Linked DNA regions of Mus musculus: all the other regions are linked to region 3. A link is a loop called in an ENCODE intact Hi-C map of the cell type or tissue named here. Cell type or tissue: left cerebral cortex. All regions are shown on one strand.

Region 1 (8,000 bases), 130 kb after region 3:
ATACAGTTAAATAAAAATTAGTAAATCTTAAAAAAAAAAAACCCCTACATTCTGCTTTAAAGTCACTAGTCCATACTCTTAACATCCACAAAAGAAGATGACAATGATGCCCCACGTGCCTCGGGTTACAACTCAGTGGTGCAAAGTACATGCAAAGTACTCTAGTGCTTAGTTAGCCGTGCAGTGTGCATGAGGCCCTGTGTTCTATCTCTGGCACTATAAAAAATAAAATAAAAGAAATGTCTGTATAGATAGTTCAGTCAGTAAAATGCTTGCCTTGCAAGCCTGAGACTCTAAGTTGTATCTCCAGGAGCATTTAAAAAGCTGGCCATGGTGAGGCATCCTTATAATTCCATCACAGGAGAAGTAGATAACCCAGCTCCTGGGGAGCCAAACTAACCTAGTTAGAGAGCCCATGAAGAGACCCTCCCCCAACAAGATGAATGACATTTGAGGAAGGACACCTAGAGTTGAGCTGACACTCAGATGTGTGTGTACACGAGCGCACACACGCACACACACACACACAATTTAAAATAAAAAGATGGACTGAGAGTGACATGTGCTTTTAATCACAAGACTCGGGAGGCAAAAGCAGGCGGATCTTTGTAAGGCTGGGGCCAAGTGAGTCTACATAGTAAGACTACATAGTATACTACATACGATGAGATCCTGTTTCTAAATAATGTGTTTGCTTTGCTGACCTCACTGGTGTGCTGACAGACCCAGGGGCGAACACTTAAAAAGGCATTTTATAACTGCAGGGCCCTTATATTCCTCTTCCCCTACCCTTAGTTGAACAATATTTCCTGGACTCTGTGACTAGCTCCTTCCAGGATTTTCTTATTGAAACTCCTCGAAACCCCAAGCTTTATCCACTTTCCGCATGAAGATGGCCAAGCCTTGACGGGCTCAAGAACAAGTCGAGAACACACAACTGATCATCAACAGATCTGGGAGCGAAACCCAAGTCTGATTCCAAAGCCTCGGTTCCTTCCCCTCTTTTCTTGCCCTTCCTCCTTATGCCCTGACTCTTCCTCTGCCTCTCCCCTCACCATCCCCCCTGCAGAAGTGAGGAGGTGGTTCCAAAACACTAACAGCCAAATCACCTGTCCTTTCATGAACTCAGAATTGTGACTTGGCTCTAGTGTGGGGTTTCTGACATCTCAGAAGGAGGGCAGAGCCTTTTCTTGGTCTAGGGAGAACTTGGATTGTTAAGCTCAAATCCACCAATGTAATTACATTTACTTGTTCACAATTGCCTTGGGCATGGGCATTGAATTTGGGGCCAATGTGGCCACTTATGAAGCCTTTTGAGAAGGTGTGATTAGAAACTTATTTTTACATCTAAACACTTGGATGAGACATTGGCGTGTAAAGATAAAATCCCTGGAGCTGTGGCAGCTATCCTGTTTCAATAGGGAGAAATGATCTGACACAAAGTAAAGAAATGAAGGCAGGTGAGGATATGGAAAACAGTAGTAACCCAGGATAGCACTTGGCTTAAACTACACACACCCTATTTAACAATGCATTTAACAGCCTGGAAATTGAACATGCACCAGCATGGAGATGCATGTACACCCCACTCCAAATGACTACAGTAAGTTAGGTCCTCCCTAACCATCCTTTAGTGACTTCCTGTGTTCACTCAAATAGGTCTCGGAATATATCTGAGGACTAGAGGAAGGGGGCCCATCCAGGCTCACCTGTGTCTTAGTGCAAGCCCAATGAGACAAACTGTCATCAGAGTGAATTGCATGTGACTGGAACCAGATACATCCTGAGAAAGGACGTGCACAAGGAAGAAAAGCTTGTCGACTCAACCCTGTCAATCAAAACAGAAAACTGTCCCTGTCCAGCATCTAGTAACTGACTCTGACTCCTACTGGGTGCAACACAAAGGACTCTCCAAAGAGTAGCACTAACTCAAGTAGCCCACTGCCTCCTTGCTGTGTGTCTGACCTATACTTTTGCGTTAGAATAAAATTTCTTGCTATTTTGCTATTTGTGTGTGCTTCTTCGATTCCTTTTACCCCCATTCAAAATTTCATTTTATTTTCTTCTTCTGTCTCTATGAAGGCAGCACCTTCCGTGGGCTCTGGTGGAGGATGTGAGGTAGCAGTCAGCAGGTCTAAATCAATGTTAGGGTATTCTCTTCCTAGCTCATGAGATCAATTTCTGGCTACCTTGCTATGAATGGCTCAGCTCAGTTGGTTGGAACAAGAGTCACCAGTAAAACAAACCTCTGGGGGTGTCTATGAGGGAGTTTCTAGGTTAGGTTAATTGAAGTAAGAAGATCCACTTAAATGTGGGTTGGCACCATTCCAAGGGCAAGTGTCCTGGTTTGCAAAAACAAAACAAGACAAAAATGGAGAAAGCAAGAGCTGAGCACAATCTGTTTCTCTGCTTCTCAGATGTAGATGCAATGCAATCGTCTGCATCCTACAGCTGCTGCTGTGCCTTTCTGGCCATGATGGACTGTATCCACTGAGACTGTAAGCCAAATAAACCTTTCCATCCATAAGGTGCTCTGTGTCAGACATTTGATCACAGCCATGAGACAAGTAACTAACACAGCCCATTTGAGGATCATATGACAAGCTACCCTGAGTGTCCTTTCCACCTGCCATAGGCATCCAAAGTAGCTGACACACCCAAACACCAGTCCAGTGCAGCGAGTCCATGACTTGATGCAGAACGTTCAACTAGAGAACGAGAATGAGTCCCTTTGCTTGCCTTGTGGGAACCAAATATTCCTGAATATTATTAGGGCATCCAAGTTCCTATCCATTGTTTCCCAGAGAAGGACCTGAGGCTTCAGCAGGGAAACTGTCCAAACTCTTGTACATGTTAATAACAGAGATGCTATGCATCTGAGGACTTCTGCCCCATCAGAGCTGCCAGTCAGATAAGTTGCCTGAAGAAAGTCAGGGGTTGGGGCTCACATTTTTAATCCCAGCCCTCAACAGACAGATGGAGGCAAGCAAATCACTGTGAATGACCAGGTCAACCTGGTCTACTTATCAAGTGCCAAGTCAGCCTGAAACCCCATCTCAAACAAACAAACAAACAAACAAACAACAAACAATACCTAAAAATAATTAAGTAGGTTTAAAGCAGCCTACAGAAGTAAACTAAGCATTTGTCACATTGCTTGTATAAAGGACACCATCATTATTTGGATATAGCTCTTATAACAGCAGCAAACTGAACCAGGAGTGGAGATGGAGGTGCCTGTGTGAACTTGTGCGTGCGTGTGCGTGCGCGCGCGTGTGTGTGTGTGTGTGTGTGTGTGTGTGTGTGTGTGTGTGTGTGTGCGCGCTCTCGAGCACACACACTTGTGCTCGTGCAAAGTGAAGCAGCCATCTGTATGGGAGGGGTGGGGGGGTGGGGGGTGGGGGGGCAGCGTGTGCTGCCAGCACCAGGCTTACTGGTCACAGCAGCTGCGCTTCCCAGAACTCCCCTCCTGTCCTGCCACTGATGAATTGCACTGATCTGCAAAACAGACAAGCCTGCAATTGCCTGCGTGCATTTAGTCTTCTCAAATTAAGCCAGCTTCGCTTCGAGCACAGCATATGGAATTTTCTGGGGTGTTTATAAACACGGATACACTCAAACCCTCGTCCACTCTGCTTAAACCGTACCAGAAATAGCATGAAGAGCAAAGCCATCTGGATGGAAGGGATGATCTGCCTCCAGGGCCGCACGCTCTCAGAGGTGGGAACGATGTCTGTAAGTAGCTGTGGCTAAGGCAGAGACTGTGCTCTGGGGGACAGTGGCTATATTCCCACACGAATGTGTTAGGTTTGGTTCATTTTGTGTTTCTGAAGGGAAGAAAACTTTAGAATTGAGAAACTTGGGACCCAGCAATACTGCTCCTGGGCATATTCTCAGAAGATGCTCCTACATGTAATAAGGACACATGCTCCACTATGTTCATAGCTGCCTTATTTATAATAGCCCGAAGATGGAAAGAACCCAGATGTCCTTCATCAGAGGAATGGATACAGAAAATGTGGTACATTTATACAGTGGAGTACTACTCAGCTATTAAAAACTAATTTATGAAATTCTTAGGCAAATGGATGGAACTAGAAAATATCATCCTGAGTGAGGTAACTCAATAACACACATGGTATTCACTTACTGATAAGTGGATATTAGCCCGGAAGCTTGGAATGCTCAAGATACAATTCACAGATCACATAATGCTTAAGAAGGAAGACCAATGTGTGGATACTTTGGTCCTCCTTAGAAGGGGGAACAAAATACCCATGAGAGGAGTTACAAAGACAAAGTGTGGGGCAGAGACTGAAGGAAAGGCTATCCAGAGACTGCCCCACCTGGAGACCCATCCCATATACAGTCACCAAACCCAGACAATATTGTGGATGTCAACAAGTGCTTGCTGACAGGAGCCTGATATAGCTGTCTCCTGAGAGGCTCTGCCAGTGCCTGACAAATACAGAGATGGATGCTCTCAGCCAACCATTGGACTGAGCACAGGGTCCCCAATGGAGGAACTAGAGAAAGGACCCAAGGAGCTGAAGGAGTTTGCAGCCCCATAGGAAGAACAAAAATATGAACCAACCAGTACCCGCAGAGCTCCCAGGGACGAAACCAACAACCAAAGAGTACACATGGAGGGACCCATGGCTCCATACACATACGTAGCTGAAGAGGGCATCAATGGGAGGAGAGGCCTTTGGTCTTGTGAAGGTTCTATGCCCCAGTGTAGGGGAATGCCAGGACCAGGAAGCGGAGTGGGTGGGTTGGTGAGCAGGGAAAGGATGGAGGGAATAGGGGTTTTCAGAGGGGAAATCAGGAAAGGGGATAATATTTGAAATGTAAATAAAGAAAATATTTAATAAAAAATAAAATATTTTATCTTTAAAAAAAAAGAATTGAGAAACTTGGGCCTGGAAAGAGGGCTCAGTGGTTAGAGCATGGGCTGCTCTTGGAGAGAATCTGGGTTCAGTTCCCAGCACCCCCATGGCAGCTCACAACCAGCTGTGGTGGTGGGCTATCAGGACTAAAGTTATGTTTTAGGTTTAAATAGCTGCACGTAAGAGATCTACAAAACAAAAATGCCTATAGTCTTTGCTTCACTTGCCCAGAACTCTTGCTAATGCCCTAGAATGCTGAAGGCTGCTCAGGTAAGATAACAAGCCACGTGTTGTCACTTCTATGAACAAGGCTGGTTGCTCCAACTGCACAGAACATGCTTGATCACACATGTGTGAGAGGTGTGCAGGCAAGAAGTACGTCAGAAGGTATGCTTGCCCCCAGCTGGACAAAAGCAGGAAGTACGTTGGTGTGTGGGGTTTAATGTAATTCCCAACATTCTCTAATGTAATCTCATGTAACCTAATGTAATTCACAACATAGACCTGGCCAGTGCCCATCATCCTGGCCAGTACTGAATAAAGCTTGCTTCAAAATCAGCTCAAAAATTGTACTAGTGGTCTTATTCTCACCCAGTGGGATTAACAGGATCTGATGACCTCTTCTGGATTCTGAGGACACTACACACATACACATGCTCATACACACACATACACATGGTCATACACACACACACACACACACACACACACACATACACACAGTCATATATACACACATACGCTCACACATACACATACATATGGCCATACATACACATATATACACTCATACATATACACATACATACACTCATACATATACACATACATACACATAGAATAGATAAGTCTCTTTTTTAATTAGCTCAGAGAACCCAGAGCAAAGTCCTGAAACTTTATAAAAAGAAGAAGAATTTACATGAAAATTCAGTTTCCCTGCACCTTTTGAAAATAAGTGGAACCGTGGCCTCACCATGTTCTTACCTGCTGTGGTGGCTGATGGCTCCAGCTCCTCCTTCTGTCTCGGGCACTTGAAAAGTGATTTTGCTAAGAAGTACCAACCAACCCATCACTTGGGATCACAAGATAAATAAACTCAGGATAAGCCCGGCGTCTCCCCCTGCATTTTACCTCTGTCTGTTTTACATGGGTCCCATGCTTGCCTCAAGGGGGTTCTACCTAAAAACTAGTCCCTGTCCTGTCCCCTCCAAGGCTGAAAGGACATAAACAAGAGCAATTGAGACATCTACTTCTAGTTTTTTACCATGTCCAATTGCACACACACACACACACACACACACACACACACACACTCACTCCCACAACTCCTGCCAACCTCCAAAAAGTCCCAGTTGCGCTAAATCTAGAGTTAACTTATGGTCCAAGATCAACAGAGCCTGGAAGGGCAGATCACCCTGAGATGAGGGTGATCACCCATGATGGCAAGACTGGGGAATAGAAGTTACCATCTTCCAAGAACAGCTTGTCCCCCTAAGTAGTGAGGACTTCTTCAGACCACTTTGCAGAATAAGAACTGAGACAATGGTGAACCCAACCAGGACTCCTTGCCTTTTGTCACGAATCTCCCTGTGTAGTCCTACAGCTAACAGCACCCTAACAATACTAGTGTGGGTCATTGGACCCTCTCTCTGGTCTTCCCAGTGTGTGCACTGACTCAGTGACTCTTTCATCTCTCTCAGACTTTCAACTTTACTCAGCTCTCTAACAGGCTATATGGGACATATAGCTGAGTCTAGCCTAGGCTGTCAGAACTAGCACCGTGGCTATAAAACTACCATTCCATCCCTACCCCTTACCCCTATCTATATCATGTTTTCTCCATGCTGTGCTTGGCCTTATATATAATTGTCCTGTCATCCTTATCTTGTCTTTAACAAACTATTCATTTTATAGAGGAAGAAACTAGGTCTATAAGCCCAAAATCAACTTGATCAAGGCCCGTGAGCAAGAGCTGGAGACCACATTTGTTTTGTGGACATAGTGAGAGCAGCCCCACAATACAAGGTTAGAGGGATAAGAACACAAGCTGTCCCCCACCCCAGGAATACCTTCATATTTCAAATAGGGCTTTAAACTTATTTCTCAATTGGTAGAATTGAGTAGCATGATGAATTAAATTAGGTGAACCCATGTTTTGTCAGCCTAGGAGACCACATGTGCCAAGGAGATCAGAAGGGGAGATCTGAGTCTTGGAGTTTGCTAGCTGTAGATCTCATTCAATGTTCTTCTATATCTCCAAACATTCACCATGTCCTGCCTTTCAAGACCTAGGCTCTAGGGAGACAAACATATTAAGGGTTGAGTTGCCAGCCCAGCAGAGGAAAACAAACTTGTAAGAACACGGTTTACAGTAAGTACCTTCCTCCCTCTCCTCTAGTTGGGTTTAGGCAGAGGGCAGCGCTGGGCTAAACAAGGCTTCAGGCCACTGGGCAGACATGGGTTCAAACACTGGAGCCGCTCCTGCTTGCCTGGAGACAGATGTTTCGCCCTTTTCGTTTACATGTTTGCCTAAAGTAACCGAACAACGACTCCAGCATGAAGAGGTGCTTACTGCCAAGCTTGATGACCTGAGTTCAACTTTTGGGAGCCACATGGTGGGAGAAGAGAATTGAGTTCCACAAACTGTCCTCTGACCTCCATAAGCATCGCACACACATGCACACACATGCACACACACACACACACACACACACACACACACATATAATTTAAAAACTTAATAATTTAACCTCTGCCACACAGGTTCTTATAAGGACCCCTTTTAAAAGCTCCTTACTCACAAAGAGCATTTAATAATTGGTCGCTCTTTTATAAGGTTTCCCAAACCCTGTTCCTCCATCTTTTCTTCTTCTGCCCTCTTTCATCTTTTTCCCCCCACCTTCTTCTCCTTCCTCCCACTCCCTCCTCCCTCCCTTTTACCCCCTTGCCACCGTCTCTCTCTGTTCATGACATTGATTGTTTTATATGTTGAGATTTCCAACATTTCCTCTGGCACCACAAGCAATTCCTCAGAGGAACGGGCAAGACTAACAGTGGGAAATGCTGGCACTTATTAAAATATGCCCGCGCTGCCTTGACTCGCAACTGATG
Region 2 (8,000 bases), 82 kb before region 3:
TTCTTCTTCTTCTTCTTCTTCTTCTTCTTCTTCTTCTTTTTTTTCCTCCCCAATCTCACAGAAACTTTTTTGGTTTAGTTTTATTTTCGTTAGTATGTATTGGTTTAATTTCTTAGGTTGAACTACTCTGGAGTTTCCTATCTAAAGCCCTCTTAGACTTTGAAAAGTGAGAAGCGTCACTCAAAGGCATCCAGGTAATCCAGTCACTTCAGGTGTGGAGAAATAAAACAGTTAAATTGGTTTTGGGACTATGAGTACATATGAAGAGACTGGGTCACCAGAGATGATTTTTTTTTTTTTAAAAAGAAAGCAAAGGGGAACCGGGCGTGGTGGCGCATGCCTTTAATCCTAACACTCAGGAGGCAGAGGCAGGAGAATTTCTGAGTTCGAGGCTAGCCTGGTCTACAAAGTGAGTTCCAGGACAGCCAGAGCTATACAGAGAAACCCTGTCTCGAAAAAAAAAAAAAAAAAAAAAAAAAAAAAAGCAAAAGGGATATAAAAACAGAAGCTAAAGCAGGCTTTTCTGTATTTTGTGCCAGGATGGCAAGTTGAACAGAAAGAGGGTCACTGTCCTTAAACTGGCCGTGTGTACATGGGCACCGGGTAGGACATTTAATAGATTGCTTTTGTCTGAGGTGAAGGCAGTTGGTAAGCAGTTTTATTTTATTTTATTTTTCTTTGAAAATGGTTAACCACAATATAATTAGCTTTGTTTACACCAGCCAGGGCTGCCGTTGATGAGGTGTCTAGAGGCCTTCTGGTATAGGTGCCTAAAAGCTTAAACTGGATCTAATTATTATTATTACTCAATGTCAGGCTACATAAATGGAAAGAGATAAAAAAGAATGGCTTGCAGCTCCACTGACTTGCTCCGTGATTCTATCACATCTTCCCGGCAGAGCCGGCACATGAAATCTCCAGTAAACCCCAGCAGCTCAGGATGCTGTGTCAACTTCCCTGGAAGGTCCCTCAGCCTGCTGGGGAGCGGGTAGGGTAGAGGCCTGATGCACTTGGATTCCCTGCACATTTTATTTTTATTTTTTCCCCTTTGAACTACTTTGATCGTTGTCTGTTATTTTCTGGGAAAAGAAAGCAAATCACAGAGAGTTGTCTTAAAGGTCCACGGCTTCCAAATGAAGCCTCCTCCACTCTTAGCACTTCATTGATTTCCCCAGCTTGCTGCCTAAAATATCAGCGATGGCTTCATGCATGCAGCAACGGCGGCAGCTGAGCTTAAAGAGTCAGCTAACCCAGGTCTCCAGAAGAGGCTTTCCCACCTGAAGGCCAGCAGAGAGCAAGGCAGATGGCCCAGATCTGCCCACTCTCCCTACCGTCTATTTCATCGACAGGTCAGAATGGAAGCAGATGGTTTGCCAGAGGGCAGTATATGGGCAGACAGTACCTTGCTTTTTAGGTAAGAGACAGGCTGTTAGGAGTAAACGCTTGGCATTGAGTTAATTAACCCTAGAGGTTCTATTGCAGGATGACCTCTTTCCAGCTTCTTGGATTGCAAAGACAATGACCTCGGTGGACTTGAATGGCAAGAAGGCCAGAAGATTTAGTAGCTTACTAGTTTGTCCTTCCAGCCCCTCCCCCAATTCTTTAGGGCATTAGTTTGAACATCAGCAGGACTGGGATTGTGGGCTGCAGTGTTCGTCCCCTTTTCTAGGATGAGTTCAGGAGGCACAAAGCCCCCTCCCAAACCCCACAGGTAGGCTGGCTTCTTCTCCATAGTCCGTTCCCAGTCAGTCAGTCTATTCTAGAAGCTTTTGTGGATGAGGTCTGTCTTAGTTAGGGTTTCCATTGCTGTGAAGAGACACTACGGCCACGGCAATGCTTGTAAAAACATTCGATTGGGGCTGGCTTACAGCTCAGAGGTTTAGTTCAGTTCCATTATGGCGGTGAATCATGGCGGTGTGCAGGCAGACTGTGGTGCAGGAGAAGGAGCTGCGACACACCCCCTCCAACAAGGCCACACCCCCTAATATTGTCATTCCTTGGTGACTAAGCATTCAAACCAATGAGTCTGTGGGGAGCATTCCTATTCAAACCACCATAAGAAGCCACCAGGCTATGGTGTCAGGCCTGGATGCTCCTTTAAGGGCAGAGAAGAGAGTTCTTTATCAACAGTGTTACTACCGTGGATACCAGTTACTGCCGGAATACAGCAAACTAGCCCCAAACACAGAGCCTCAGCCACTGCTTATTTATTGGCTGAGTCTGTGGGGCATCAAATTGGGTAGTGATAGCTGGCAGCTGGACTTACTCGTGCACCATGTCAGATGGGACCTCACACATGTGGTGCGTGGTTGGTGTCCGTCTGTCTAGGGAGTCCAGTGACATCCATTAAGCCATTCCGGGACTGCTTTCATGGAGGTGCTCACAGGTCCCCATGAGTACTATGCAAAATTAAGCCCTGCCCCCAAAGACGCTTAATGACTTGATTATTATAATACATTTGTAAACGTTGCTTGGGCAAAGCAGATCAAATGATGAAGAGCCCAGGATGAGAGATAATGGAAAGATTTTGGAAACACAGAAGAGAAGGGAAGAACAGAGCTCGGCCTTTCCCATTCTCATCATGTAGCATGCTGGGGCCAAGGCCGCTTCTCCACTTTTCAGCACCCAGCTTCCATGTCACAGAACTGACCCGCTCTCAGCAGGAACTGACAATGTAAATCCATGGTGGCCGTGAGGTTTCTACAGCTGCCAAATGGACTTACCAACTTCTCAGGCCACCTACTCCTTTATACAAGCTGAGTTTCCCCAAGTATGGAAAGCTTTCTGTTGGCAACTATGTGGGGGCGGGGATCACATAGCATTCATCTGAGGTTCCCTCTGGAGGTCTCTAGTCTTCCTTTCCCATGAAAGTTTCATGGAATTATCTTTAGAAAGTTTTTTTTTTTGAAAATTTTATACAATATATTTTAAATATTCTTATATTCTTTCCTCTTCTTCAAGACCTCCTAGGCCCCTTCTCTTCACCCCCAACTTCTTATTTTTTCTCTCTCATAAAAACCAAAACAAACAAAAGCATTTAAAAAAATCCGTGACGTTCTATTGTGTTGGCTGACTAGGACTGAACACGGGGCCTGCCTTGCCGTGTGTTTGAAATATCACTCTGTTAAGAAAACGGATTTTCCCTCTCCCAGAAGCTATCAGTTGCAAGTCGCTTCTTGGTTAGGGGTGAGACTTTGCGGCCATGTCTCTTCTCATTTTTGTGTCTGACTTGGGCTTGTGTGTGTTTTGAGAGTCCATATGAGCCCTGTTGTGCTTGCAAACTGTTTCCTCGAAGTCACCCACCATCTCTGACATCTCTTTGCAGCCTTTCCACCTCCTCTTCTACACAGAGCCCTGAATAGCACAATCTTCAGCTGGCTCCTCTCTTAACTCATGCTAAATCCCACCACCAAGCTTTTTGGCCCTATTCAGAATTTAGAGTTTTATTTTCAAACTTTGTACTTGCGTTCTAGTACGACATCAGATACTTAAAAAGAAATGTTGGTCGCTTTAAAAATCAGTATAATGTATGTACAGTATGGTGAGCTTCATTCATACGCTCGACCAAAAGATGTAGAGCATCTACTGCGTGCCAAGGTTGCTCCAATGTGTACTCAGGGGAAAGAAGGGCCCTTCCTTGGTGGAGCTTCAGTTTCAATGGTAGAGGCCTGACCTGGCAGGGGATGGCTGGATGGAGGAGTTTGGCTTCTCGACCTGGGGATGACACCCACCTGTTCGCCAGCCTCCCTCCCTCACCACAGGCCTGGGAATGCTGGAGTCTGGGGTTATGTGATGGTTCACATGCAGAGTCCCTTCCTTCCCTAGGAGACACAGCTGGTGGCCTGGGGTCCCCGGGGTGCCGCGGCTGGCACCGGCCCCGAGCCACTGTAGGGCAGTGGTTGGGGCCCGGCTCCTCCTCCCCTTCCTCCGCGGAGGCTGACGTGGAGGCAGCGGCGCGGGCAGCCGCGGGAGGCGGCGGCGCGGAGGCTCGGAGGTTCCTGGCCCTCTCCGGGCTGCGCGGGGCCGGGGTGGCGGCGGCGGCGGCGGCGACAGGAGCAGGAGGAGGAGAAGGGAGGCGGTTGTGCAGCCCGCCCGCGCACGCAGGAGGGGACATGGACGGCGATCGGACCGAGAGCGACTGGCAGGGGCTGGTGAGCGAGGTGAGGCCGGGGCTCCGGATCGGCCTCCTGAGCCGCTGCAGCAGGTCCCCAAGCCCTGTGAGCCCGGGTAGCAGGTGGCCGCGGCAGGACCTGCAGGTGCACGGTCCACCCCTCACGTTCGGGCCTGCGGGGGAGCCGCGGTCGCCCGCACCATCTGGTGCCAGGCTTTGGGGAGGGGCCTTTCGCTCGCCAGCGTTTGGCCTAGGATTGGAGAGACTGAGAAGCCCTGGGATCCGGGAGGGGAAAGAGCCAAGCCCCACCTGCCTGCCTAGTCACCACTGTTATGGAGGCAAGCGATTGGATGATTCCCGATGCTGAAAAGGTGACGCCTGAGGGACCATCCGGGCCCTTGGGTAACAACTGGGCAGGTGCAATGACTTGGAGCAGCGGTTTAAGTGAAAGAGTTTGGCATCCTTGCAATGGTTGGTTCATGCGTTCACTTACTCCACTCTCTGAGCTCCTGTTTCCCGCACCTACTATGTGCTGTGAGGTAGTGAAACCATTCATTTCTCAAAGGAAAATGAGACAGGTACAGAGGTGATGTGACCTGTGGATATAGACAACTCCACGCCCTCCCCTGTGAATGGGCCAGAAGGAAGCTTTCAGACTCTTAGGCTGCCTTCTCTCTGATCCACCCAGTTGGTTGGCTCGGGTCAGGCAGCTAGCTTCTCCAGGTGAGAGGGATCCTGATGTCTTCCTTCCCCTAGCAAGCTACCAATTCACCTCCCTCACCTGTATGGACGGCTCCTCCATTATCTAGCCACTTAACACCCAGTGTGTGTAGAGCAATGAACTCCACCACTTAGAGCCACTTAGTTTAGTTCCTTCAAACATTGGTCTAGCACTGGAAGGGGTTATGTCTCGGCCCACGGCCCAGCTCTATCTTCTCTGTCAGGTTATCTTCTCTATCAGGCTTTGTGTCAAGGAATATATCCACTGGGAATCTCATCTCTGGGCCCATCCAGAATCATCTATAGCAGTAAAAGATGATGAAGGTGGGGGTGGGTTCTCCATGGAAGTCCAGGAGTGGGTGCTGACTTAGAAGGTACGGTATTCTTGTTCAGGTAGATCTGTGTTGAGAATGGTCATTCCAAATCAAGCACACTACCTGGCCATGGGGATGCACGCCTGTGGTCCCAGCTCTTGGTAGAGGTAGAGGCAGGAGGATCAGGAGTCCAACCAAAGCCATCCTCTGCTGCATAGCGGGTTCAAAGCTCTCCCTCCAAACAAATAAACAAATAAACAATAAACAATAAACAAGAAGTTACTTACACTCTTCTGCTCTTAGAATGCAGTGGTCCCCAACTCAGGAGACACTTCAGCACCTCCTGCCTTCAGAAAACACATGATGTTTACTAGTATAGTCTGGGAAGAAAGCCACTCAATAAACAATGAAAAACATCTTGAGAAAGGGACTATAATCAAAGCTAAATTGTACCAGGTGTCCCTTCAGGGTGCCGCCCAGTGCCAGGTGTTTATTTGGACTGACCACGTTGCATGGTAGTGAGATTCTAGCTAGACTGGTTTTTAATTGGCTCTCCAAAGCCTATAATTTGAGCTCCATCTACAGAAGGTAATCGATAAAAGTTGGCTAAGTAAGCCCATGGATCCTGAAATGGGTCTTTTAAAAGTTGTCTCACCCATCCCAAAGTCTTGTTGATGTTATAACATACAAGAACCATGCAATTGTGCTATAAAGATGTATAAAATTTTCATGCCTCAGGTTCATAATTTTGCATACATTCCTAGCTATCATGGGCTACATGCTACAAAATAATGGAATTCGTTGTTTCATAGATGTATATTAAAGAGTGTGAGCATGAGCAGAATTTGCTTTCTGCCTTAGGTACTAATGTCTGTCTCTTGTCTGTGCCCTTCATGTCAGTTTTTGTATGGAAAGCCATATTTTCCTTAGCAGTTGAACCTCATTCAACAACAATTTATATAGGAATCACCTCTCAAACAGGATGGGAATCAGGGCTCAGGCAGGCCAAGGAGCATGCTCTAAGCCTCACTGCTGTTAAGTGGAGGAAACAGGACTTGAACCCTGGTCTGCCTGGTCCTAGGACCTTGCTTGGCAGTATGAGGCAGTGCTTCATATGGCTTGTCAACATCTCTCATCAATTGGTAAGCCTTCCAAGGCAGGGGCCATATTTAATCCATCTTTGGATCTGAAGCAAATGGATCAGCTTCCTCAAAACAAGGCCTGAAGATCGGAGTCATTCTGGATGCTTATGAAAGGGCAGATTTTTGGGTCTTCAATTTATTTATAGTGAATGGAATTTTCCTTACCAAACACCCACAGATATGACTGAGGTTTAGCTCCTAGTAACTATTCCTATGTTTTCTTTGGAAGTGGGGGTCTTTGTTGACATTGTGAAGTTGAGGATCTTGCAATGAGATCATCTTACATTTAGGGCGGGCCCTTAATCTAATGTCTAGAGTCTTTTTTACAGAAAGGAGAGAGAGAGGCTCGAGAAGCCAAAACACGGTGTACTGGCTAGTTTTGTGTCAACTTGACACAGCTGCAGTTATCACAGAGAAAGGAGCTTCAGTTGAGGAAATGCCTCCACAAGATCCAACTGTAAGGCATTTTCTCAACTAGTGATCAAGGGGGGAAGGCCCCTTGTGAGTGGGACCATCTCTGGACTGGTAGTCTTGGTTCTATAAGAGAGCAGGCTGAGAAAACCAGGGAAAGCAAGCCAGTAAAGAACATCCCTCCATGGCCTCTGCATCAGCTCCTGCTTCCTGATCTGCTTGAGTTCCAATCCTGACTTCCTTTGGTGATAAACAAGCAGCATGGAAGTGTAAGCCGAATAAACCCTTTCCTCCCCGACTTGCTTCTTGGTCATGATGCTTGTGCAGGAATAGAAACCCTGACTAAGATACATGGGGAGAAGGCTATAGGAAGACAGACACACAGAGAAAAAGCTTATGAACACTACCAGAGATTAGAGTAGTGCCGCACAGGTCAAGGAGTGCCCACTGGCACACCGACTCTGGGCATCTGCTTTCCCTGACCAGGGGAATACGTTTTTATTCTTTTAAGTCCTACTTGGTGTTCATTTGCCACATCAGCCATGGGGAACAAATCCACCTGCTGTTGGAAAGCGATGAGATGTGTGTGCTGAGAGATTCGGCCCCTAGTCTGCCTTCCTTGAAATTCCAGCTGCCCAGGAAAGTACCTATCCACTTTTCTAGCTGGTGGGGCTCTCTGTGTGTGGACTGGTATCTGTCCAAGTTGAATGCAATGAACCATGGCTGGCAGCATTACCAAGAGATTTGGGCACATAGAGGAAGCAACTTGGACCAGAGCCAAATGAGCTTTGCAAAGGAATACCACCTCTTTCTGCAGAAAGTCTGGATTTCAGTCCCACCTGGGTCTCTACACCATTTCCCTTCCTGCCTGGAGCCCTGGCTGTCTTTCAGTTGGTTTCCTCTACTGGTTCAGACATGGTTTTCGTTTAAAAGAGCCTACAGAGATCAGGCCATTTCTCCATTTTTAGGGTAACCAGTGGTGACAGCCCTGCTGTAAATGCTCTGAGTGTGAAAGAGTCATGCTCAAAGCTGAACATTCAATGCCCGGGGAGGTGCAAATGGCCTCTCGTTGGCACACGTGGTGATCGATCAACCTTAGAGAAACCACAAAAACAGCCACACACATAATCCGTGACTTGTATTAATTACTTTTCTGTCTCTGTGGCCAATTAACTCCACAAAGATAACTTACGGAGGAAGGGTTTATTCTGGTGTATGCATTCAGATGGTTCAGTCCATCAGGTCAGGGAAGATGTGGTGAAACAGAGCAGCAAGTTCAGTTCCCTCGCTGGCTTTCTCCCC
Region 3 (8,000 bases):
AAAGCCTGCCTTCCACGCACACAGTCTGATCTTTTCCAGTGTGTGTTTCAGAACTTAGATATCTCAGCGAGTCAGAATGCTGTATAAAGGTCAGAGGAAGTCTTGCCAGAGTCAGTTCTCTCCTTCCACCACGTGGGTGCTGAGAATCGAACTTGGGTTGCTGAGCTTGCCATCAAATGCCTTTACCTGCAGAACTATGACACAGTCCCACTGGGAGAAAATGAAAAGCATGTGTGATGACGTGCACTGTACAAAATTCCCAAATAATTAGTTATGTTAGGGGGGGAAGAAAACGCTTGTGAAATTCTTATTCTTTACCTTTTCCATAGATGATTACAGATTATGAAGAAAGAAAAAGCACATGTTTAAGTACACATACTTATCGGTCACCTACACTGTGCCAGGCATTGTTCTTGATATCCAGGGCATGCACATCAGTAAGACCTAGTGTGGGGCTGTGAACGCTGATCTTATTATTTCATTGCCTCAGAAGAAACATTTCCAAGTGTGTCTATCTATATCTTACCTATTGGTTCCAAAAATCAAACATGCTCTCAAAGACGATCTGATGCTCCTAAGGGCATTCAGAATCAATTGGCATCTTTAGCAGTGAGCAGTTCTCGAATGGAAATTCCTTATGATGTTTTGGGCAGTGGTGGAAAAATTGTTTAACCTCCAGGGAATTGCCTTGCAGAACAGAACGCAACTGAATAATGTGTGCGTGCGTGCTTTGTGGTACTTTCTATTTCCACATGGACTTCCCATGAAGTGTGTGTTGTGTGCACATGTGTACCTGCGTGCCCTTTTTAGATCCTAAGTCTATTGACTTTCCTATTACCCACCACCTTGGTGCAAGCACTGACAAGTGACGTCATCTCCTCTTATTATTTTCGTACCTTTTCTAGGATCCTAGGGAATCGAGTGGCAGAGCTGGAGAAGAAACTAAGAACTCTGGAAGTTTCTGGCTTGTGGAGTCTTCCAGGTAAGCAGAAACTTCTGAGCAGTGGCTTTCGTCTAGTTTAGGATTTTGTTCACCTTTTAAAAGAACTTTCTTGTATAACTTGCCAAGAAAATTCTGCCTGTTTGAGGCCCTTTGAATTGGAGGCTGCTGAGAAACAGCTCATAAGTGTTTCCAAGTGAGAAACCTATCCCATGGCAAGACCAAGAAAGGAACAAAGTCAGAAATATACCATGTATTTTCAAATTCTCATCAGTGGGGCACTGAAGTTCAGGTAGCCTAATGTCTCAAACTGTTAGTGTGTGTGTGTGTGTGTGTGTGTGTGTGTGTGTGTGTGTGTGTGTGTGTATGTGTGTGTGTGTGTGTGTGTGTGTGTGTGTCTTTGTGTCTCTGTGTGTTAACCTTTGGAATGCCCGTGAGTTGTTTCATTTCTTATCAGTAGTCATCTTATAAAGATTTGTTCCATGTAACCTTCCCTCCTAAAACGAATGGGAGAATATACAAAGATTTGTTCAATTTAATCACCGACCCTAAAAACGAATATAAGATCTTACAAAGATTTGTGCAATTTAATCATCAGTCCTAAAGTGGAATGTAAAACCGCACAAAGATTTGTTCAGTTTAATCACCAGTACTAAAAATGAAGAGCCAACCGTTCCTCCAATCCAGATGCACTTCACAACGACCTTCCCCTGCCTAGCCCCTCCCAACAGTTTTATGGAGCTTGAAAACAAAAATTTCTTGAGGAGATTTTTCTCCCCACATTTGTCCAATGTGTGAGGAGCCGTAGTGCTTCTCTCTAATGAGCTATACTTATCCCGCTTATCCCAGTAAAATACCCCTCTCAGGAGACCCCGTCAGTTCTTCACTTTCCTCTTTACGCTGTTTGGAAACTTATATTTATCATTTTCTGCCGCCTCCTGGTTCCCTGGAAGGAACATTGTCCGGGTATTTTTAGTGTCTTACCCTTTCAGCGCAAAGCGGTCTCCTCTCCGCGCGGCTCCCGTGGGCTGCGTTCCTGTACGAGGGATGAGAAATGAAAATTGCCACAGGAGAGGAGGTGGACAACATGACGTTTTCCTCAGTGGAAATCTGAATAGCTGCCTTAGGTTGCCTGCAAGTGTGTTTCATAAATTGGAATTTTTTGCAGCGATTTCTTGAACTGGATGTCAAAAGACCTCACAGAACTAATTAGTGGCGAGTGCCGTCCTGGGGGTTTGAATGGTCCACTTTGCACCAGGCGCTTTTGATGATGTTCAAACTGCATCTTCTGTAAAGGCCTTTCTTTTACTGCATTGAATTTCAACACAGACAGACAAATTTGTCATTTATTTGTGCAGTCAAATTGCTGTTTTTGTACATGTACCAAAGCTTTGATTTTTTTTCTCCCCTCTCAAAAATGACTTGGTGAATTTTCTTACTGTTTCGTTTGTGTGGTTTATGTAAAAAGATGGATGTTGAATGCGTGAATCAATGCTGGGAATTTCCTGTGTCTGGTGTTTGTTTGTTCAGGTGGGATTTCAATGGCTGTTCTACAATAATGAGTCTTTTCCCCTTCCTTTTGCTGCCGAAGGCCTGAGCTACAATGTTTCAGTCGGATTCGGGAGTATGTTCATTTTGAAATATTCAGGGTTTCTTGTAGCTAATATGGGGTTGCATGCTGTCCTCCATGTGTATAAATGGTAGAAGGTAGAAATTTGTTATCCACCTTTTAGTGAATATTCTAGGTAGAATAACTTATTGAAATAGGGGATTCAATTAGTGCAAAGCAACCATTAGTGAGTACAGTTAGCTTGAAGGACCAGCCTCAGCAGGTTTTAGGCTGTAGGCATAGGGGTTCCAGTCTCTGGCTACCACACAGATATAAAGGGGGCACAGAAAAGGAAGAGGGAGGGGGAGGGAGAGGTACTTTCCCCCCTTGGATACAGCCTCACTTTGGAGCACACATGAAGGATGTGTGGAGATAGCCTTGTGTTAGGGAGTCTGCAGTCCTGGAGAGTAAGGACAGGGAGTGGGGTATTTCTTCCTGTGTGAATCACATTTTGGCTGCCTGACTCCTGCTTTTGTGTGTCTCCATACTGGAGGGCAGAGCGAAAAGCAACGTGTTCTCTCCTCCCCACACCTCCTCTGCCTCCCCCGTCTCTTCGTTCTCATCGACTCCCCAAGCAGCAGCTGAATCACAGTCGAAGTTTCTGAGTCCCAGGAGTTTGGGAGAACTGTCTTATTTACAAGCATCTCAAAGGGAAGTGTCCTCTCCAGAAAGTCAACCCATCCATGGACTGGTCCATCCATGGGCTGGCATCCAGATTGAGCTTCAGCTCTGTGAATACAGTGCCATGCCAGGCAACCTGGCCCCTGTTCCCCTCAAATCTCTAGTCTATCCACGGAAGCAAAATGAATCTCCATCAGGCAGTGATGAGGAAAACAGAAAGGATTCCACGCTTAGTGTTGGCTGAGTGCTCAAGAGAGAAAGACTAGTGAGATGATGTGAAGAGTCATCTGATGCCCCTCTGTGAAGAGCAGTTAAAAGCAAGAAGATTCAGGGTGACAAATACTTGGTGTGCATTAGGTACAATCATTCTCACACCCATGACAGACATTGCTAATTGTTTTAGTTAGGGCTTTACTGCTGTGAACAGATACCATGACCGAGGCAAATCTTAACAAGGACATTTAATTCGGGCTGGCTTACAGGTTTGGAGGTTCAGTCCATTATCATCAAGGTGGGAACATGACAACATCCAGGCAAGCACGGCACAGGAGGAACTGAGAGCCCAACATCTTGTTCCGAAGGCAAGCAGGAGAAGACTGCTTTCAGGCAGCTAGGATGAGGGTCTTAAAGCCCACACTCACAGGGACACATTTTTTTCTAACAAGACCACACCTACCCCAACAAGGCCACACCTCCAAATAGTGCCGCTTCCTGGGTCAAGCATATGCAAACCACCACAATAATCTATCACAGCATTGTCCCCGGCTGATGCGGCATCAGTCTTCCATATTGGCCAGCTTCTAGTCAGAGCTGATGTGGAAGAACACTTTCATTTTCCCTAATCTAATCTGATATGCTTATTTTAGCACAGGAAACAGGGAGGGAGTTAGATGACGCATAAGGTCATACATTTTAAGTTTCACAAGCTATCTTCTATGGGTGCCGGATGACTGAAGTTCTGAGCCAAGATACACAGGCAAATGATATACGTGGAGACTGGATGCCAGACCAGAGAGGAGGGGTCCTGAGGGTGGAAAAACCTCTTCCACACTGTAGTGGGCTGTCTAAGAGTCTGCAGGGCAGAAGGCTTCTTGTGTCTCTGCTTCCTGCCCCCCCCCCCTCACTTCTGACCAACACCATCAAGTTTTGTTTTGTTTTGTTTTATGAGAGAGCCTCATGGATCCCAGTCTAGCTTTGAACTTGCTACGGTAGCTATGGATAGGCTTGAACTTCTGATCCTCATCCACCGACCTCAGAAGTGTTAACCTCATAGGCATCCACTATCTATCACTCCCTGTCCATCAGTGCTGTGAACTGAACCCAGGGACACAGGCTTGCTAGACAAGCCCGCTACCAATACGTTACATTCCCCAGCCTCTTCACAGAGTTCTTGATGGTGTTTGCTAGACTTGGGGGTCACTTGGTGATCTTGCTCTTGAGTAAACATTTTTGACAAATGGTACAGGCTGGAGCAAGAAGTCGTCTAGATAGCTGAGACTATTCCAAGCTGGTTTGCCTTCCTAGTGACAAAGCTAGGGGGTCTTCTATAAGGAAGACAGATGTTAGGAGTTGCGGGCCGTGCTCCCTAGCCAGGGTCGATCCCTTTGCTCCCACCTCCTGGGATCCTTCCCTCAGATATTCTCAAATCGAGATCGGTAGCTGTGAGGAGTGTTGTCCCAGGTATGTTCACATTCAACAGCACTGGGACCTGGGAGACGGCTCTTGGGTAAACATTGCTGCATAAGCATGAGACTTGAGTGTGCAGCTCCAGAATCCATACAAAGCTAGCATGTTAGCATAATTCTGAAATCACAGTGCATCTGTGGCCAAAGCCACCCAGTCTCAAAACAAGGTGGGAGGCAAGGACCAACATCTAAGATTGTCTTCTAACTCCCATGTATGGGCTAGGACACATTCCCTCCCCCTCCCACTCCCCCGTCCTTCTCCTCTCTCTTTGACACATTCTCCCCATGCCCCAACACACACACACACACACACACACACACACACACACACACACACACACACTGGGTGGAGGGCACAGAAACAATCCACAGAAATACCAAAAGCCAGGGAACAATCTGGCTAGAGGCGATAGTCTGGCTTTTTGGGATTTCCATTTTCATTCTCTCTTTCTCTCCAGGCATCAGGCTGAGGAGGAAAATGTGGGGGTTGAAAGTACTTGGTTCATTTTTAGAGGCAGGGACGAGAGCTTTGGTGCCATATGGAGTCAGCAGAGCTCGCAGCCACTCAAACCCCAGCTCAGTGAGAAGCCCCAGTACCCTTTCCTTTAAGTGGGAAAAGCAGATGAGAGCTTACACGGCCGGGTTATCCAATGAGAGCACAGTTCAGTGGCCACAGCTGCCTCCACACCTTCGGAGAGAGAGTGGAACCGAGAGCCTCCTAAGAAAGGCTTTGGGTTTTTCCAACATGGCAAGAGTGACCAGATCCAGGCATGGTGCTGATGTGGGGGTGCCATCTCCAGGCACAAGTCTGGGGGGGGGGGCTTGTCTTCTCATCCCACTGTGGCTGCCGTAGACAGAGGCTGGTTTGTTTGTCTTCCCTACATGCCCTCTGCTCAAGTTTTCGCTGAAGTGTCCCGTGCTTGTGAGGAGTCACTCACAAACTGGCTTCCTAGGATGGAAGATATCCTGGGATTTGTGGGGTCAAGCAGACATTCTACCCTAAAGAATTCCCACGAGAGGAGCCCCCAGGCTATCCTGACCCCTGCCAGTTCCCACTCCTGTCTCTGCTTCTGATTCTTTGGCCGCCAGGGCAGAAGAGGGTTGAACACTCTTTTGGTACAGAGAGGATGGAGCCTCCCTAGGAGGCTGGCAAGCTGTCATAGTCAGATGGCCATGAAGTACCGTCCTGACCTTGACTTGTGGACATACTGCGTTGCTGTGATGGAGAATCTGCCATGAGGCACCTGTTGCCTGTTATGGTCCCTACAGTCAGTCACCAAGAACCCATGAAGGCATTTCTAGATGGTGTCTTTGTGCTCTAAGAGTGAATGCCATTCTGGGGACTTCCCATGTCACCCTGAACCGTAAATCTATAGTGCGCTTTGGGAAACCTTTCCAGATGGTAGCTCTGAAGTTTCTAGATTTATTCCATCAAAGATAGTGGAAGTGCCTGTCAGAACTTCAGGGTCAGCTCCAAGTATCTTCTCCTCAGAACCCAAAGGCTGTTGCCATTTGCCCAAGACAGCAGCAAGCACCAAGCATGCCAGATGCTAGGACCCATTAGATACTTCAGTCAGCGACATAGACATTATCAGGCATTTAGTAAGTGCCTACTGTGTGGAGAACTCTCTAACTTAAGTTTCTAAAAAGCAGGAGGAACCAAGGAACACAGGGAGGAAATGGACTTGGTTTCTGATTTTCCAAAGGAGGTGTAGACATCTTTTTTTACCCTAGTGGCCTTCTGGGCTCTGATGAATGGGAAAACAAAATCATAGAGCTCCTGGAAAAATTTTACTCTAAGCCAGACTGGAGCCCAAGCTGGAGCTCTTATTTTGGGCCCATTGGTTTCCACCCAGAAAATCCTATAGCCTTCCAAGCCAACAGTTGGCAATATACCATGCCTATGGGCTCTCCTGACCTTGTAGGTGGCATTGCTGTTTGTCCATGCATTTGGTGCCAATGTGTCTGTTTGTCATTCCCATCTTCAAAGCTGTTCTTCCCTGCTGCCCATCTGTGTGGCCTGCTCTGCCCTCCGTAAAAGAAGAACAGTGCATTTCCCCCTGCTCTCTGGTTCCCTCACAACCTTCTCCACCCTCCTTGGGGCGTTCACACCAACAGGCAGCAAGGTTATGCTGAGTGTATGTTCCTAGTGGGAATACAGCTGGGATAAGGTAGAGGACTTGATTCCTACCTGCCTTGTGACAGAGATGCCTAGTTGACATGACCAGATGCAATCAGGACAGTATCAGGTGTGTGGGAGTCCTTGCCGATGATGTCAGCGGAGGGGGGAGGGGTGATATTTTCGGAATGATTGCTTAAACCTCAAGATCTTCTCCTGGCCAGTTCATTTTGTCTTCACAACCACCCATAATGAGAAAGCTGAGGCTTAGAGAGGGAAATTGACACTCTTGCTGTCATCCAGTTAGCAGATGACTCTGTCCAGACCACAGCTAATGTCCCTCCCCAGCTCCCTGCTGCTGCTACTGCTGCTGCTACTGCTGCTGCTGGCCCACCCAGATGCTCAGTTCCTCTCAGCCAGACAACCTGCCCTTTATTGGAGGCACCCGTGGGCAGCTGCTCCTGAGGTGGTGAAATGAGTCAAGGGGAATGTGCATGGATATAGCCCTGCTCCATCCTCACACTACTGACCTGCTGACTACATTACTCGTACTGACCACAGCTGAAGGGATTTCCCAACCAAATAGCTAGCTCATTGTATGGGAGTGTCTTAGTTTCATTTCTTTTTTTTAATTGGGTATTTATTTCTTTTACATTTCCAATGCTATCCCAAAAGTCCCCCACATGCTCCCCCACCCACTCTCCCACCCACCTACTCCCACTTCTTGGCCCTGGCATTCCCCTGTACTAAGGCATATAAAGTTTGCACGACCAATGGGCCTCTCTTTCCACTGATGGCCGACTAGGCCATCTTCTGATTCATATGCAGCTAGAGACACGAGCTCCGGGGGGGGGGGGGGAGGTGGTATTGGTTAATACATATTGTTGTTCCACCTATAGGATTGCAGATCCCTTCAGCTCCTTGGGTACTTTCTCTAGCTCCTCCATTGGGGGCCCTGTGATCCATCCAATAGCTGACTGTGAGCATCCACTTCTGTGTTTGCCAGGCCCTGGCATAGTCTCATAA

The links. Peaks named below come from ENCODE experiments on the same cell type or tissue, not always from the same donor. Only the 100,000 strongest peaks of a DNase experiment are listed, where the experiment ranks them.
Region 1: a loop joins it to region 3, with 3.0 times the contacts of the local background. A loop is called at or near these places in 3 of 42 quality-filtered maps.
Region 2: a loop joins it to region 3, with 8 times the contacts of the local background. A loop is called at or near these places in 4 of 42 quality-filtered maps.

The regions. Positions count from the first base shown.
Region 1 is chr5:52,258,984-52,266,983 of GRCm38, reverse strand. No RefSeq gene overlaps it. Among named protein-coding and RNA genes, the nearest start is that of C130083M11Rik, 47 kb to the right of the region's middle. In left cerebral cortex, no CTCF peak of the experiment used is centred here; a DNase peak (open chromatin) is centred at 3,637.
Region 2 is chr5:52,467,511-52,475,510 of GRCm38, reverse strand. Ccdc149 (coiled-coil domain containing 149) reads left to right here and starts at 3,933. Exons shown (of 13, transcript NM_001379231.1): 1 at 3,933-4,160. The coding sequence starts at 4,113. In left cerebral cortex, no CTCF peak of the experiment used is centred here; DNase peaks (open chromatin) are centred at 3,363, 3,685, 3,987, 4,415 and 2 more places; H3K4me3 peaks cover 1,891 bases; H3K27ac peaks cover 2,152 bases.
Region 3 is chr5:52,385,653-52,393,652 of GRCm38, reverse strand. Ccdc149 (coiled-coil domain containing 149) reads left to right here. Exons shown (of 13, transcript NM_001379231.1): 10 at 906-982; 11 at 2,532-2,564. Among named protein-coding and RNA genes, the nearest start is that of Sod3, 26 kb to the right of the region's middle. In left cerebral cortex, no CTCF peak of the experiment used is centred here; DNase peaks (open chromatin) are centred at 3,054, 3,384, 5,036, 5,335 and 3 more places; H3K27ac peaks cover 4,290 bases.